Regions from separate parts of the Homo sapiens genome. Here region 2 is linked to region 1. A link is a loop called in an ENCODE intact Hi-C map of the cell type or tissue named here. Cell type or tissue: endothelial cell of umbilical vein. All regions are shown on one strand. Links, peaks and the distances in the headings refer to the core of each region. The heading gives the core; the rest is flanking DNA.

Region 1 (2,924 bases), core at 164-2,663:
TTTCTTTTCCATAAGTTCCAGGGTGCATGTGCATACATTCTAAATGCTGGTCTGTTAAACCGATGTGCAAATTTTCAAGGACTATGCCAAAAGATAATAGCAGCAAGCCCACATTCAAATGCTGGAGAAAAGGAATGGGCTCATGACAATGAGCAAGTTAGATAATGCTTACAAATCACACTCGGGAGGCATTTTCTTCATGTTCACAGAATCTGTAAAATCCCTTTGCAGCAGAGTATGGCATGTTTTATTTTTTTCTTTTTCCAAGTTAGGTAACAAGTTTAGAATATATCTAAAATTTATTGGATACTAATTGTGTCCTAGGGTCTCTGTTTAGAACATTTATTTGCACTGTCTTATTTAATCCTTACAACAAGCTTATGAGGAAAATTTCATTATTACTCTATGTATTACATGAGGAAGCTGAAGATTAAGGAAGTCAACCGTCAATAGCCATGTAGCTATTAAGTGGGCCTCTGAGATTCTAGAACAGATCAATCTGACTCCAGACTCCTTTACCACACACTGCATTATTTGATAAGAACGTAAGGGAGTTGCCCAGAGCATCTAATCTCAAACCTATCTCTATTAATTCCAAAGTCCTTTATTTTTCCATGCCCACATTCTCCTCTATATTGAATCTTGTAGTGGATTTTATTAAATGAAGTGTGGATTTTCCCTCTCTAAGAATGTCTACAGTGAAGTTATTTACCACAAGATGGTTTTCATCCAGACAGAGGTATATCTAACACGAATAAATATTTTCTGAGCATTTACCATCTGCCCCACACTACAGTAACACTGTCGAGTTCACTGAAATGAACCTGATGGCTTCTGTGATTCCAGGCAGCAACATGTTTCTCTAAATCCAATGAAAATAGGAACTTATAACATCTTCAGCTTACATATTTACTGTTAACACGAAGGGGGAAATAAAATGATTTCATTTCCCTTTCGCTGTTTGAGGAGCAGTAAAGCCCAGCTTCTTGACTTTGAGTCATACACCTTGAATGGTAGGTTGGGCAAACTGGTGGTCACCTTCAGGTCCCAACCTGTAGAGCAACCCACCTTGGAAAGCCTCATCATTCAGGGAGGTAAGTGTGCCAGGCTCCACAAACCTGGACTTGCTGGTGAAAAGTCTCTCCAGCCAAGAACAGCACAGCCAGGAAAGGGTAGTGGGAGGTAGAAAGCAAGCTCAGAGCTGGCAAGTGGACAGAATGAGTCACCTCTTTGATGTGGAGTGGTTATTCCAAACACAGCAAAGGTGAGCAAGCATTTCCTTCCTCTGACTACCCTAACTACAGCGGCAACAGCCCCTTAATGTAGGAAACTGAGTCACAGGCTAGGAAGGTTTCAGAGATGCAGGAGGAAAATTGCTAGACTATACTGTAATACCAATCTTACTAAGATAAATTTAGTGTCAGCCTGGTAAAATATCATTCTGCCTTATTTGCATAAACTAATTTTCCCTTGTTTCCACAACCTTTCCTCATTGCTCCCTATTCTTAGTAGGGATGCCAGTTAAGAAATGTACACATAGAGCAAGACCTTTCAGCAGAATTAACTCTTTAAAGGAATCAGTGAATGTGAGTGAAAAGAAGACTGGGATTGTCTTATTAAGAGAATGAAAACGCCGTAAAAAAAAAAAGGTTGTTAAACCCACTGGTGGTTCTGGGAGTGGCTGGTTCTTTCATAAGAACAGTTTGGTATACTGGGTCATGCTAGAATTCGCCTGCCTCAGCCTAAATGGATTGAGTCCATTTGCAGAAAACAGAGGAAAAGTACGCTGTTTCCACTGGTTTCAACTTGGAGCAGGATTGTCTGTTGGTGTCTCAGCATGGGGCCTTCTTCACTCTCCCTGGAAGCAAGGCCCAGAAACATAAAGGCTATGTTTTCTAGACTCCTTGTAAGTAGTGCTCTGATTTAGGGTCTTCTAACGAGAGACACTTGCACGAGAAGGTGGAAGAGAAGGCACTGTTATTGCTCTGGAGTTAGTGAGCAGGTACAGGGTCACTGGCAGATAGCAGATCTGAGGTTTTGCCAGTGACTTTTGGGGGTCTGCCTGAAAATCACCTACTTAGGTGCTTCAGACAACTGAGACAGGTGATGAAGGTCCCCTGCAACTCCTGCCTTACCTGATTTCCTGAATACTTGTGGCAGTTTCCCTGATTTTCTTGTCTTACAATGTTTTGTAAACCCTAAATTAAATTTCCTGATTGAATAGCTAAAGAGGTTTCTGTTTTAGACTAAACCCTACTTGTCACATACTTCGAAGGGGCAAAGAATATATCCAAATAATTCACCTTTCATAAATTATTAAGAATCTATTTTTATGTAAGAATTCATCTTTTTCAAACGTTTATATTTTCATTATGTACCAATTCTTGTGGCAATGACTTACAAAATTTACTATGGAGTCATGAAATGTATTTCATGCTTCTCATGACATCTGTTGTATATTAACATATGTTCATCTATCCTATGTCCTTGAAGAGTGCTATATGTTTGGTCTGTTCTTATGTCAGAGAACACAAAAATACACACACCCACAACCTGAATTTTAGTTTGTAAATTTAGTGGCTTTGTCTGAAGCTTTTCTGAGCAAAGAGTAGAAGGAGAGAGAGAAATGACCTGAATTCTTAAGAATAGCATCCAAAATTTTGACTCATATAGGCCAGAGTAAAGGGGAAAGGTGAGTCTTTCAGAGAAAACATAATCTTCGTGAATTAACTTTTTTCCTTCACAAAGATCAGGCTTAATCTTTGCTCCCTCTTGCCTCTCTCATATTTATTTTCATTTCCCAATCAGCAAAGGAAATATGCTTAATTTTAGACTTAACCTGAAGCTCAACATTGTGGGTAAGGGGACTTGTTCTGAGCAGTTTAAATTCTAAGGCCTCATGATTATTGAATAAACACTGAATG
Region 2 (2,924 bases), core at 192-2,691, 140 kb before region 1:
ACATTTTGAAAAACATTATACCAGAAGACTATCAAATCTTCTTGCCCATGGCATATTATTCATAAATCCCAGCATTCTTCCCAGCAAGTTCAGCTAAGCTTCAGAACCCATTTCAAACAAGCATTCCAGGCAGCGAGTATCAACTATAGTTGGGACACAGTCACCACCTAAGTTTTAAGAGGACAAAGTGCAGGGACAGAGTAGCTATTTTTATTATTTTGCACTGTTTGTACCCCCAGTGCTTGCAGAGCATCCAGAACAGAGCGGGCACTCAAATAACCACTAAGAGGTGAATCAGTAAACGACCACTAAGAAGATCAGAGGGTAAGCTTCGGTTTCTGAAGGCCCTCTGTAGCTCCTTGCACTCCATCTTTTGGCTACTTTGCTATCTTTAAATATAAAGCTTTCAAAATTCAATCACTTTGAGTACTGTATGTACCGTCCCTGCTCTCCAAACTCCACCTTTTAATAACAGTTACCTGTACTAGGCTACTTGATGGTGCCTCTGTTATTTTCAAAAACAATTAGTTTACACTTAAGGAATTACCAAAAAAGATTACAAATCATGATAGAGTCCCTTGATAACTGGAAAGAAGGACCTGCCAAAACATGGACTGGATATTAGTGCATGTATTTTCTTATTTCAACCCTTCAACAATCTATTTAGTTTCATATCATCAACCCATTTTACTGGTGGGAAACCAAACACTTGGAAAAAAGAAGTGAGGTCACACAATTAGTAAATGCTTGGCAGAGCCAGGATTTTAAACTAGGTATTTCATTGCTCTTTATTATACCTCAGCTGCTCTTAAAAATGGCATTTAAATTACAAAGAAACAATGACCAGAAGCCTCAAACCCATTTGAAGTGTGTGAATTGTTAACAAGTTATCGTGTTGGAAAAATAAAACCCTATAACTTAGTAATATACTTCATCACATAACTTTACTTTTTCTTTGCCAAATCTTTGTGAGTTATTCACTGCTGGGTATGTTTTTCTTGGCAGCTGTTAATCTTGGCTCCGACATAAGTTCTTACTGTAGAGTAATTCAGATACGTTAAGTCCTCTATTACACAGAGAAAAAACAAGACTCTCTCTCGTGTGTATGCGTGTGTGTGTGTGTGTGTGTGTGTTTATATTGCTCATGTCCAAGAGGAAATAAAAAATGGAAACAATATAAATTGGGGGTGTGTGCATCGGGCAGTTAAAAGACTTTGAAGGCAGAATCAACAATTTTGGCCTTTTGGCTCTCAGCAGAAGTAGTGTAAGGAAATGGAGCGGAAAAGAACAGTACGGGTCAGGTTTAACTCACATGCACCCCCACACAAGTGTACGCTGCTTGACGTAGTCACAAAACCTGCAATGTGTAATTTGCCCAATCATGACCATGAGTCACTGTAAAAGTTACTAAGAAGGTTGTTCAAAAAAAGCATATTTTTGTTATAACTTTAGTTCTCAACCAGGAACAATTTAGGGAACATTTGGCAATGTCTGGAGACATTTTTGGCTGACACTACTGGGTAAAAGACAGGGATGCTGCTAAACATCCCACAATGCACAGGACAGCCCCCCATAACAAGACATTATATGGGCAAAATGTCAGTAGTACCAAGGTTGAGAAACCCTGGTTTTCAGTGCAATAATATTTCGTGGACAACACAACTACTATACTCCAGCTGCCTCTCTGATCCTGTCTCCTCATCTGTAAAATAAAGATGATTATAGTGCCTCTTCATTGTGTTGTTGTGAGGATTGAGTCTGATTTATGTAAAGCATTTAAAACTACGCCTATGACATAAGTAGGTGCTAAATAAATGTCACTCTTATCACCACCAGCATCATCATCATCAAAGCTTACCACCATGCGGCATGACCCTTTATTAGGTGAATTCTCGGGGTGAAAGAGGATTCTGTGTTAAAATAAAGTTGGAAAATGGTAGGTTAAAATCAGACAAGTTTCTTTGTTGTGTAAATGCTTGGAATCTCTAATAAGCAAAAAATATAGGACATGGAGAATTTCACATTGATCTGACCAAAGAATCCTATGCAGAATCTTGCAGGACTGAACACTTTTAGGGAAAGGCCGGTGTGGTGAAAGGGCATATACTGAGACTCTATAAACAGGATTCAGCTCTTGAGTCTATCACTTATCTGCCATGAAGCTGGGTAAGGCCCTTGACTTTCCTTGGCCTCAGTGATCACCAACGCAAAAAAAAAAAAAAGCCCTTCCAGATCAGAAAGTCTCAGCTTCTCTGATGCTCCTGGTTGTAGCATATCACTGCAGACCTCAAAGACATGCACTGTCAGATGTCAAGGACACCAGGGTCAAGCAAAATGAAGAGCTATGACAATTCCCAGGATAATTATGCTCCCCAAATTCCTGTTACTAAGGAAGCTCAAATATCCAATGTGGGAAATCAAGAGGAACATGATATAAAAACTAGCCTTATCTGTTGTGTTTTTGCAAATGCAGTCTAACTTTTTAAACAGAAAGCAAAACTAGCAAAGAACAATATGGTGCAATTTTTTAAAAATCTCAACTACCTAAAGTGTAGACCAGTATTATCTCCTCAATTATCTTTTAGGTGCTAAATAAAATCAGCACAGAATACGGCAAGAAAGGATTGCTACCTCAAGGAACTAAAACTCTATTTGGGGAGGAAAATGCACATATATCAGACATCCCGTGAGTGCTGACAGTTTAAACAAAGACCAATGGGAGCAGAGTCATCTCAGTTATTGCCATTTTTGATAAGTCAAATGCACAACAGCAAAATACAAAATAAAATTTAAAAATGAAATATAAACATTTATCTTTTCGTTTGGGTTTCCAAGTAAGTGTTTTATACCACCTTATTGTTCAGCCATCATTGACAGGGGCCAGGAAGGTATTTAAACTGCAGGGTATGTGTACTATTTGTCAT

What was found. Peaks named below come from ENCODE experiments on the same cell type or tissue, not always from the same donor. Only the 100,000 strongest peaks of a DNase experiment are listed, where the experiment ranks them.
Region 2: it touches region 1 in a loop (6-fold over the local background); 10 of 110 quality-filtered maps call a loop at or near these places.

Annotation. Positions count from the first base shown.
Region 1 is chr9:21,683,885-21,686,808 of GRCh38, forward strand. No RefSeq gene overlaps it. Among named protein-coding and RNA genes, the nearest start is that of MTAP, 120 kb to the right of the region's middle. RefSeq lists an enhancer at 601-1,800. In endothelial cell of umbilical vein, for the core only: no CTCF peak of the experiment used is centred there; a DNase peak (open chromatin) is centred at 1,227; H3K27ac peaks cover 2,500 bases.
Region 2 is chr9:21,548,323-21,551,246 of GRCh38, forward strand. The region is part of intron 1 of MIR31HG (MIR31 host gene); the gene reads right to left. Among named protein-coding and RNA genes, the nearest start is that of MIR31HG, 10 kb to the right of the region's middle. In endothelial cell of umbilical vein, for the core only: no CTCF peak of the experiment used is centred there; a DNase peak (open chromatin) is centred at 1,159; H3K27ac peaks cover 2,500 bases.